2 separate regions of the Mus musculus genome follow, and region 1 is linked to region 2. Evidence: chromatin contacts called from ENCODE Hi-C or POLR2A ChIA-PET data. All regions are on one chromosome and are shown on one strand. The core of a region is the stretch at or near the end of the contact, and the rest is flanking DNA. Distances in the headings are between cores, read along the strand shown. Region 1 has its middle 15 kb from the start of Zdhhc19. Region 2 holds the start of Pcyt1a (phosphate cytidylyltransferase 1, choline, alpha isoform).

The links. Hi-C counts contacts between places; a loop is a spot of excess contacts on that map. ChIA-PET counts read pairs that join two places held with the same protein, here RNA polymerase II (POLR2A).
Region 1: a loop to region 2 is called in a map of regulatory T cell, with 2.0 times the contacts of the local background. The contact joins the enhancer-like site here to the promoter of Pcyt1a in region 2. A Hi-C loop is called at or near these places in 1 of 37 maps with a recorded cell type or tissue (regulatory T cell). POLR2A ChIA-PET finds 5 or more read pairs at or near these places in 1 of 5 experiments (embryonic stem cell).

Annotation. Positions count from the first base shown.
Region 1 is chr16:32,508,388-32,513,976 of GRCm38, forward strand. No RefSeq gene overlaps it. Among named protein-coding and RNA genes, the nearest start is that of Zdhhc19, 15 kb to the left of the region's middle. Within about 2 kb of position 1,261, at least 2 of the 3 ENCODE cell types and tissues checked have a DNase peak (open chromatin) inside an H3K27ac peak, as active enhancers do.
Region 2 is chr16:32,427,294-32,432,904 of GRCm38, forward strand. Pcyt1a (phosphate cytidylyltransferase 1, choline, alpha isoform) reads left to right here and starts at 3,628. Exons shown (of 9, transcript NM_009981.4): 1 at 3,628-3,738. It overlaps Tctex1d2 (Tctex1 domain containing 2), which reads left to right. Exons shown (of 5, transcript NM_025329.4): 5 at 1,463-1,806. The coding sequence ends at 1,510.

The DNA of each region.
Region 1 (5,589 bases), core at 11-2,510, 79 kb after region 2:
CTTGGCCCTTCTAGAAGATTCTGGGGAGCACATTCTGGGTTATTATGGGAGCACATTTAACTGTGGGGCTAAAATAGCTCTGTGTTACATGGCAGCGAGGACAGGATTGGTATTTTTGAACCACTAAGTGTGTCTACCTCTGGGTGTGACTCTCCAGGTGTGTGCAGAAGGGAACATCCCAGCTTCAGGAAAAGGGCAGTCAGGGGACTTCCTCTTCCCCCAAAGGAGAGCTCCCCAGGTAGCCTGGGCCTGGGTCAGAGAAATAGAGGGGTCCAGGAGCCTGGGCCAAGACTTGGATTAAATCCTGCAACTTCCTGGCTCTGAAGGGGTACCTGGCCCACTTGGAGGCTTTAGGGAGGCTGGCTGTCTTCAGCCCCACGTGGCCTGGGATTGTACTTATTGGCTCCTAGGCTCCAGGTTTGCAGGGAACTCACCCAGCCTCAGGCAAGGGGCCTTCAGAGGCTCAAGCATGTTGTTATCTTCCCTGACTCCTTAAGGCCTCAGTTACCCAGCAGGACAAGGTTGTAATTTTCTTCTGATTCTCAAGAGGCTCTGAGTTCTTCAAAGGCAATCGCTCCTGCTCTGGGGTAAAGATTCTAGGTTTCTTTGTTCTTCCCAATTGAGAATTTCTACAGCTCTAGGAGGGGCCTAGCCCACCCCTTCTCCGAGGGCCCTTTGTCCTTCCCTAGATCTCAGGCGAGGCTGGCAGGGCTTCAGTTGCTCTGCTCCCACTTTCTCCTCTGCCCCTTTTTGCAGAACCTACCTTTGCTTCTCAGACTTACCCCGCCCAGTCTTTGGCTGACAGATAAGGTGAGAGCTGTTATCAGAGCCCCAGGAGGGGGCCTGCTGTCCGCATGCCCAGCATGCCCTGCCTCCCTCAGAGGAAGGGTCAAAGCCAAGAAGGACCATGTGCCAACTTGGAGCCGGAGCCCCTCTGTGGGATCCCAGCCAGCTAGGTCCTAGAGCCAAAATTATCTCGAGTCATCCACACAGCCTTCTGGGAGGTAGGGACTTACAGGGCAGGACAAGTCTTGAGTGACTGACTAACCAGACCTGCTGCCAACTAGTATGTTTGACAGAAGTCACTTGGCTCAGCCCAGCAGTCCCCACAGAGTCATTTACCTCACAAAGAGTCACAGGCTTTGACTTTGAGGGTGAGGGTCAAAGACAAGCTACCACCATCAGTTTCAGACAGGGTTTGGGGGCTACTGGGGGAAGTGGCTGGCTAAGATAACCTCCTGGCAGAAATGGCAGGCAGCCTGGTGGCTTTCTGGTTTCTACTCTCAGCTGCCCCAGCAGGGGAGCCAGCGCAGTAGCTGCAGAGCTCAGCTCTCTTACCCTAGGCTCAGATAAGCCAATGCCTCAGCAGTCAGGGAGCTGATAAGGAGGCTGCAGAAGCCCTCTGCATCCTGGGCCTCCCGATAATGGTCCCTACTGCCTCTGGCTCACCCGCCCTGCTCTGCCTTAACCACTCCACCCAAGGGGGGCCCTGCAGTGGCTGAGGGTGGGGCAGGGCAAGAATGATGGGGCAGAGGAGACTACTACAGAGCCCGTCAGGGCCAGGCTCCTCACACTTCATAGGGCACAGGTTCCTCACACCTCAGATGCATGGGTATGGGTCCTTGCTAGTCACCTCATGGGCACCTGGGTCTAGTGTCAGGCCCCTAAGAGACCTTATCTGGGGATTGTGTGTCTTTAGTTCTTAGCAAACAGATGCAGCCTGGGGATGAAGCCCTATTCCTGGTGACAAACCTTTACTAACCCCCATTGGGTCCAGCCTATGCGAAGTTATTTATAATATTTCCTTTCATCTTCACACCAACCCTGCTAAGTTGCTATTCTTGGTTTAGAGACGAGGAGGAAAACAACATTCAACAAAGCAGTGACTTCCCCTGGCCATGCTAAGTGGGAAAGCCAACCCCCTCCAGGCCCTTTCCCATGACACGGTCTTTAGCGTGAAGACTACGGGCTTCTCTAGGAAGCAAGGTGAGCGGTCACAAGTCACAGCACTGTCACAGGCATTGACCAGGCAGAGTCAGACTCCAGCACTGGCCAGAGGCTGCTTAGTCAATGGTAGGCATCACTGAGGGTGACCCAAGGGCTGCATGAGGCCGGGCTGCATTGTGTGGCCTGCTTAGGACTTCATAATGCTAGTCACTGTAATGGCAGAGTCCGCTGCTGCCCCGTTTAGAGTCGGATCCTTTGGGGCCGAGCAGTGATGGGGGAAAGGTGCTGTTTCAAGGGGAAGTTTGTTTTACAGAAAATCAACCGGTGGGGTGTCTCCCAGCCAAAGGAGTGTGTGTAGACTCGGTTGTAAAAGCTGGGACTCCCCTGCCGAGCAGTATCGTGGCCTTGGGGCCATGGCTGTGCACTTCAGTTAAGCAATCAGCTTCAGCTTGTGTTCATGACACCTCAGGCTGAAGGAAGTCAAACACCACTTGTTATTCCTGGCTCCTGTTTCTCTGTGCCCCGGCCTCCATCTTCAGCCTCACCTCCTCTCACCTCTCCGCTCTCCTCTCTACTCCCTCTCCCTTCCTTTTCTTTCCTCTTCCTTCCGTCCTCTTTCCTGTCCCATTCTTCCACAAGCTGCTCTTCAGTTCTCCATCCCTTTGACTACTCCCACCCTCACCCCCACCCCGCCCCGCCCCGCCCCGCCCCTGCTTTTCCTGGATGAAAACTTCCAGGAACTCAAAGTCAATGAAGGACTTTCAAGTAAGAAGGTATAATTGTGATTCGTGGAAGCTGTAGGATCTGGTGCAGCACAGGAGGGCTGAAGGCAGACTCTGTACAGGGAGCCTTTGTCTGCTTCTTTCTGCCTGGGGGGAGGGGGGGGCTTCTGCAGGCCAGCCGTTGCTAACTGCTTTCTGACTGGGGCAGTTTTATTTTGCTATGGGAATGAGAGATTCCAAATTGGTGAGGGTGGGGACCCTATGGGCCATCTAACCACCTCCCTTGTTCCTCAGGGAGAAGGAAACAGAGGATGAGGGCTTCAGGGAGGGTTTCCCTTGGAGTCGGTACAGCTCAGGAAAGGCTAGCCTTGGCAGTCTCCAGGTGTCGTCTGCCTTGTGCCCTTTTCCATGCCCTGTGCTAAGAAAGCTGGACCAGGTCTTGGCCTGTAAACCAGGAAGGGCCTAAGGACTTAGCTGCTTGACCTCAGCCAGCAGGATCCCAATGCTGACCTCAGGAGCTATACTCACGGTGCTGTTCTGTGTGCCAGGCACTGGGTTAAAGACTTTGCTTGCATTAGCTCATTTAATCCTCAAGCCAGCACATGAGGCACTGCTAGTACCTTTGTGGATGTGGCTCTGACAGTCCCCAGACCTGCAGGACTCCTCCTGGCCTGGCCTGGGATTCCTCCTTAAATGTTTAACTGTTGGAGCTCAAACCAAGATTTCCATGTATTCAGGGCAAGCACCCATCACTAAGGTACCATTTAAAAATTTGAGACCAGGTCTCATCAGAGTTACTCAGGCTGGACTTGAACTCTTTCCAAAGCCCAGCTGGGCAGTGAACCTGTGACCCTCCTGCTAGAGCCTGCAGGCAGATGGACTCAGGCTTATGCCTCCAGGTCTCTCACACCTAGGACTCTGGCTCAGTGAACACGATTCTGGCCTGACCTCGATGCCTCAGTGGCCCATTAGGATCCCTTGCCTGAACTCGAGTCATGCTAGAACTCAGCCATCCCTAGCAGCAATGGAGATCAGGAGCTCAAAGAAGGGCACTGACTCTGGGCAGAGAAAACTGCACTGGGAACATCCGCAAACCATTAGTTTCTAGATCTTTCTTCACAAGCCTTGGGCAAAAATGGAGAGATGCCTTCCTGCTGGCCCCTTCCTGGCCAGTGCAGCAAGATGCTATGCAAACAGCAAGGGCGGGTCTCCGGAGATGCTGTGCAGGAGTGGAGCGGGCCTCTGAAGATGCTGGGTGGAGCAGGTTCTCTGCTTCCTACAGCGTGTCCTGAACATATCCCAGCCTCTCAAAGTCACCCTTCCTTGCCTGCTAACAGGCAAGTGGAGCCAATGTCTGGTCTTGAATTCAGTGTTGGATGAGTCTCTACAAGGTGTAGACTGTCTGACAGGAATGAAGGTGGGATGGTTGCCAAGGTGACAGTGGTACAATCTTAGTCTACTTAGTCTAGTGTCCTCGCCCTGTGAAGGATCCTTCCACCCCACCTCAATGAGCTCACAGTTTCACACGGGATATACAAAGGTACTGTCCTTTTCACCATTTGTATTGACATTATAGACAGGTTCTAGCCTTGAAACTTGCTCTTTAGCCCAGACAGATCTTGAATTTACAATCCTCCTGTCTCAGCCTCTCAAGTAGGTAGGATTAAAGATCTGGGCCACTAGGCCAGGTTCCTATTCTCTTATGTTTTCTTCTGTCTCTGTCTCTCTCTCTGTCTCTCTCTCTGTCTCTCTCTCTGTCTCTCTCTCTCTCCCCTCCTCCTCCCTTTGCCCTTTCGTACTCTGGATTGAGATGACTTGGAAGCAGCCAAGGCTGTAGGCCACCTCATTAACTCCCAGGCACTAAGCTTAGATCACCTTTCTGTGGTGACCTTTTTAGCTCCCTTCCCTTTCTCCAAGTTATCTTCCAGGGGAAGGAGCTAGGCCTGGTCTTAGGGGACAGGAGTGAGCCCCTTGGGGACCAGGGCTGGGCCCTTTGGCTGCCATCTGGCAGTACAGTCTGGAGCCTCCCAAGCCCCTGCTGTGAGGCCTCTGGGGTGAAAGTGTCTGTCAGGCTGTGAGGTGGGTCTGTGCCCAGTTCACTCTGACTATCCAGAGACTTGGGCTGTTGGCCTGGCTCGGAGAACGGGTTCTGCTGCCCTGGGCACAATGCAGAGCAAAGAGGAAAGAAACCTTTTCCAAAGCAGAGGCCAGGAGGAAGCACACAGAGGCCTCTTTGCTTTGGAACCGAAGCCTTTCAGGTCTGTTTTCTTTAAATATCCTGCTACAGGAAAGAGAAGCCCAAATCCAGACATTCCTAAAACATTCAGGTGGCTTTAAAGCAGCAGTTTGTTTGATCTTCACCCCACCCTGTTTCTGCTCACTGGGGTCTCTGGGACCTACTCCTGCCTGGAGCTTGGTTGGAAGGTCCACACCCTTCCAAGTTCACTCACATAGCCGATGTACCGATGGGGCCTGAGACCTGATTGGAACTTGCTTTTTCTACTTTAGTCTGTTTTTGTTTTCGTCTGCCGTGCTGAAGATCAAACTCTTGGCCGTGTGCATCCTAGGCGCTCACTACCACTGAGTCTCAGCCCCTGCCCAGGTTTTGTTTGGTTTGGTTTGAAGTCACTTTTCTTTGATCCCCAGCTGTAATGGCATGGCTGACCACACCCTTTTCCTGGAAAGTCTTTCCCTTGACCTCTGGGGTCAGACACACAATGACTTCTGACTCAGTGCTCTGCCTCACTACTGATCACTAGACCTAAAGTCCCATCATGAGGCACCTGAGGGTCTCCATCACTTCACTGGTCTTTAACCCAGAGGACTCTCCACTGTGGCAGGCTCTGCGATTTAGTTCTCTATGTCAGAGTGAACCTGATAGAGATGGTGCACAAGATGAGCAGAAGCCCAGGGTTAGCCC
Region 2 (5,611 bases), core at 2,378-4,877:
TAATAACATGTGTACATGCTTACAGTGTTATAGATTACCGTTAGTAGCCAGCTATGGTGGTGCATACCTTTGATCCCAGCACTCTGGAGGCAAAGGCAGGAGGTATCTTGAGTTCAAGGCCAGCCTGCTTCACAGAGTGAGTTCCAGAACAGCCAGGGCTACACAGAGAAACCCTGCCTGGAAAAACCAAACCAAACCAAACCAAACCAAACCAAACCAAACCAAAAACACAAAACAAAACCAAGGAAAGGTTGCAGATGCCTTCCAGTTCAGGCTGCAGAGTCTGCTCTTGTGAGGGAGGCCTGGCAGCAGGAGCTTTATAGCTGTGGCCGTGGGAAGTTGCCCGTGTTCAGGGCCGGTCTTTCCTCCTCAGTTAAACCTCTCCAGGTAGACTCCCACAGACTTGCTGAGCAGTGTGTCTGAGGTGAATCTAAACCTTGTCAAGTTGACAGTGAAGATTAACCATCATAACCACCCCCATAAATCACTATGTTCCAAAATCCAGTCCTGACAGTCCTTGTAAGAGTAATAATTAACATTAGTTTAGAACTATCTGTTCATTGGAACATATCACATTTCACTGAGCTACCTAAGAATCTGGATAAAGATTCTATAAACAAAACTTTCAATAATAAAATCATCTATTTATCTTAAAGTCACTTCTCAAAACTAAAGAAAAATACAAGCAATCATAAAATGGAAGTAGCCAGGCGTGGTGGTGCACACCTTTAATCCCAGCGCTAGGGAGGCACAGGCAGGTGGATTTCTGAGTTCGAGGTCAGCCTGGTCTACAAAGTGAGTTCCAGGTCAGCCAGGGCTACACAGAGAAACCGTTTCGAAAAACCAAACAAACAAACAAACAAAAAACAAACAAAAACAAACAAACAAAAAAAGGAAGTAAAGTAACTGGAGACACAGAGCTCCTTGTGCCTGGCTGCTTACAGGTGCCAATGAGCAGAGACAGGAATTGAATCTGTGTAGTTTATTCAGACAACCGGAGATCTTTCAAAGGTTGTTACATCTCCTCTCCAGGCAGCAGCTACAGGGAGAAACAGGGCTGGGAAGGAGACCAAGAAGTCCTTTCTGGAGCTTAGTCGTACCTGTCTAGTTAAGTGCTCAGCCTTATTTGGAGGCCTGTGACATCTGTGTCTTTCATTAACATCGCCCACATTCTTCGTCCATTCAGTTCTGTATGGGCTCAGGACCTAACTGAAACCCTGAGCAAAGTAAGTTGGCAGGATATAGAGGGTCACACCTGCAATCCCTACACGTGGGAGGCTGAGGCAGGAAGACCATTCCAAGTTTGAAGCCTTTTGTGTTACATAGCTAGATTCCCTGAAGACAAAGGGAAAAAAGAAAATTGACAAGGATCTAGTGTGTGTCAGTTTCAGTGGCCAGCTTGGCCTACTTTCTCATTAGCACTAACCCTGCGGATTTCTGTTTTCTGTCTTTTTCATTGTAGGACAGCTTATTCTGTGTGGTGGCAGCATTTGGGTGTTTCTACTATTGAATCGTTGGGAAGTGTGACTTCAAGGAACCTTAACTTTTTTATATTGTTAAATTTCCTGACCAAATAAAAACAAGTTGGCACTTTGGTACCTAAAATCTGTTAAGTTGTATATGTTTAAATGGCTTGATTTTATTATGTTATCTCTGCCCTTTCTACATTTGGAAAATATAGAGAAAAAGGGGAAAATTCATTTTAATATGTCAGATGACTAGATACTTGGGTATATTTTCTATTCATTGTTCCTTATAAGATGTAAAAAAATATTTATAAAATAAATTGTGTGTTTTCACCCCTTATGTCATGAATAGTTTTTATGACTTTCATAATAGCTGCATTTATATCATTAGGTTATACCATTTGAATTTTGACCTTTCCTTATCAAGGGGCTAATTTCAAATTTTGCACCATTATAAAAACTTACTTTCTTTGTACTGTTGCTTTCGTTTCTTCTGGCCTGTTATTTGTGCTCAGCTATTGGCTGACTACCCTATGGTTTACACAGCTCACTGCTTAAAGGTATATCCCTTTTGTTTAGTGACAGGGTCTGAGAAATTTCAAGTGTACATGAAAGTAGAGCAAGGAGTTTCAGCCAGGTGGTGCTGTCACACGCCTTTAATCCCAGCACCCAAGAGGCAGAAGCAGGTGGATCTCTGTGAATTATACATTAGCCTGCTCTATACAGAGACACCCTGTCTAGAAAATAACCACCACCATAAAAAGATTCCTAGGTTTCTATGTTAGCTACAGTCTAAACTACTACCTTTGTGATGCCCATCTTCCCCAGAGAGGCCCTTGGTGTCTCCTCCAGCTACGAAGTCCTTTTTTGGGGGCATTTTATCTGCCAAGTCCAAATACCTATTTGAACTTAAGTGTGTGTGCTAGCTTTTAATCATTTTTCTCCTTAGAAGCACCTCAGCAGATGCACAAGTTCACCCATCCTCTTTCCTCTCAGTTATCTTCAAGTAAAAAATGCAAACAAATACATAAAAGTCTACCCCCACCCCCCCCATCTTTCTCCTGTAGAGTTTTCTTCCCACTTGCCTTACAGCTACAGAATTGCACAGGGTGTGGCGGCTAATGACCGCACTCTAGAGTCTGAGGCAGGAGGTCCACTGCAAATTCAAGGCCGGCATGGGACAAATAGTAAGGTCCAGGCCAGTCTCGGCAACAGTAAAGGCCATGTCTGATAGTTACTTTTAATTCCCCTCAAAAAGTCTGGAGAGAGAGTTCAGTGGTTAAGAGTTAAAAGCACTTACTGTTCAATTAAGACTAGAATTAGCCCGGCAGTGGTGGTGCACGCCTTTAATCCCAGCACTGGGGAGGCACAGGCAGGTGGATTTCTGAGTTCGAGGCCAGCCTGGTCTACAGAGTGAGTTCCAGGACAGCCAGGGCTACACAGAGAAACCCTGTCTCGAAAAAACGAAAAAAAAAAAAACAAAAAACAAAAAACAAAAAACCAAAAAACCAAAAAAAACAAAACCCACTAGAGTTCAGGTCCCAGCACCCAGGTATTCACAAAGGCCCGTTAACTCTAGCTCCAAGACATGTCACCCCATTTATGGCCTCCGTGGACACACAAAATCTTAGAAGTGTGTTGTGTGTGTGTGTGTGTGGGGGGGGGGGACTCGGCCAAACAAAATCCCCCAAAAGCTCACCGTAGGAAGTTCGTTCCCTAGACTACAGCCTCCTTGTCTGTGCATTTTTGCCCTCGCCTCTACTCCTGCTCCACTACTTCCCGGGTCGATTTCTAGGCTCGTTTTCTGATGAGTCAACCCAGGTCCGAATAACTGGCAGACAGAGGATGAGCTCAGACCCGAGCTCGCCTGACCGAGCCGGCGGGCTCGAAGTCCTCGGGGAGGTCGGACATCGGAGCCCCAGCCCTGCGGAGAAGGCGAGGGGCAGCGGGCGCAGGGGACGCCGGGAGACCGGCGGCAGGAGGCGCCACACATCCGGAATTCCGAGCCCGCCGACCCCGCGCCTGCCTCCAGCGCTTCGGCTCAGTCACCCCACGCGCCCGGCCCCTCTGGAAGCGGAACTACTCTGTCAGGTTGTGGTTTTCAGGAATGCGGAGGTGGCATTGACAAGAGGGCGGGCGGGAGGCGGGACTTCCGGTCCGCAGTCCGGTCAGATGTTTCCCGGGCGTCTCCCCGCAACCCATTTGACTTCGCTAGTCGGTGACGCGGCGCGGGGAAGGGATCCGAGGGGGACCGGAGCCTGGAGGAGTTGAGGTAAGGAAACTCCGGGTAGTGGGTGCTTTGCGAGGACAAAGGCGGGCTGGGAGCGTGAGGGGGCTGCGACTGAAGAGTGGGCCAGTGACAGCTAGGGAAAGTGTGAAGCAGGAGGCTACTGTGACCGAGGTACAATGACAGCCAAGAGGACTGTGACCCAGGGGTGGCCGCTTGTGAGGGGTCTGTGACCCCCGGAGCAGTAAATGCGAGGGACTCTGACCTCGGAGAGCACGAGGCAGAGGCTGCGACGGGACCATGACCGAGTAAGTATGCAGCAGTGACTACCCGGGGACTGACTGATCGATGGATAGTGACTGAGGGGATTGATCCGAGGGACCATGAAGCAGCGGCTGCGAGGGCGCGCTCACCGACAAGCAGCGACTTTGAGGGCTGACTTGGAGGAGAATGTAAGATCAGGAATTGGGGGTGGTGCTTTGCACTTGTGTTTGTGTACAAAGTGTGAGTGAATGAGCGAGGGACCCACCCGGCACAGGTCTTACGAAGAAACCGCACTGGTGTGAGACCAGACCAGAGTTTGAATTTTACGGGCAAACTTCCGTGGGTGAGAAACTTAGTTCACCACTGAGCTAGTGTCTTCGTCAGTAAGCGGAAAGTTCAGAGTTGGATTATGCCACCCAACTCTGAGTCCCAGTTTACTATTGGGCTGTGAAGACAGTTTAGTTGGATGGCAACTAACTAAATACAGACAACTGGTCTACAATAGAAATCCCCGCTGTGTTCACATAGTAAGGATTTATAAAATAGGTTTCAGGTGTGTTTGCAATGATGCTATAAAGTTAGCTTCCTACATCTTACTACGTATGCAGTAAACGAGCTAAAGTTTGAAAACTGGGTGTGGTGATACACAACTAGAATTCAGACACCCAGGAGGCTGAGACAAGTATTTTCAGTTGGGCTTAAAAATTTTGGTGGACTTAAAGTGTTTTGGTTTTGTTTCTTTGCTCTTGCTTGTGAGTTTGTTTCTTCAAGTCAAGGTGTCTCTATGTAGCCCTGGTTGTCCTGGAACTCCCTCTGTAGACCGGGCTGGCCTTGAACTCAGAGATCTGCCTATTTCTGCCTCACCAGTGCTGGCTCTGAGGCATTAATACAGGATCTCACTATGTATAGCCACTGACCTGGAACCATCTAGACCAGGGTGGCCTTGAACTCACAGAGACTCCTGGCCTCTGCCTCAAGATTAAAGGTGCATGCCACCATGTCTAGCTTTTTGCTGTTGTTGCTTTTTTAGTTTGAGAAGTAGTGGGTTTGGATTATTTGAGGTTTTTCTTTCTGTAATGATTCTATGATTAAGGAACTGCAGAGAAGTAAGTGTAGAGTGAGTTAGGAACTGGGACCTGTGCTGGCCACAGGCTCCAACAGATGGCCTTAACTGGAGAAAGCTATTTGACCGTAATCAAGATAGCTAGTTATGATTGAGGACTAAAACACAATTTTTGTTGGGAGAGCCAAAAGCTATATTGAAATAGGGATGGTGATAGTTATAGAAGCAATAAGGATATAGGCGTTTGTTGTGGAGAAACTGCCAGGAATAGGCATTGAGGAAGGAGAAACTTTGAGGATAACACAGTTTAAGAGCAAAACTGCAAACCCAGAAAACAGTTTGCTAAGAATAAAATAGAAGTAGGGAGAGATAGATCTTCATATTCTATTCAATCTTTATGGTTGGAGAGTCTACAAGTAAATAGGATTGCTATTAAAAAGGTATTGGGTCAGGTGTGGTACCAAATGTCTTTTATTCCAGCACTTGGGAGGTACAGATAGGGATATCTCTGAGCTCAAGGCCAGCCTCAACTGCAAGTGGAGTATCAGGACAGCCAGGATTGCATAGAAAGACTTTGTCTAAAAAAAATTA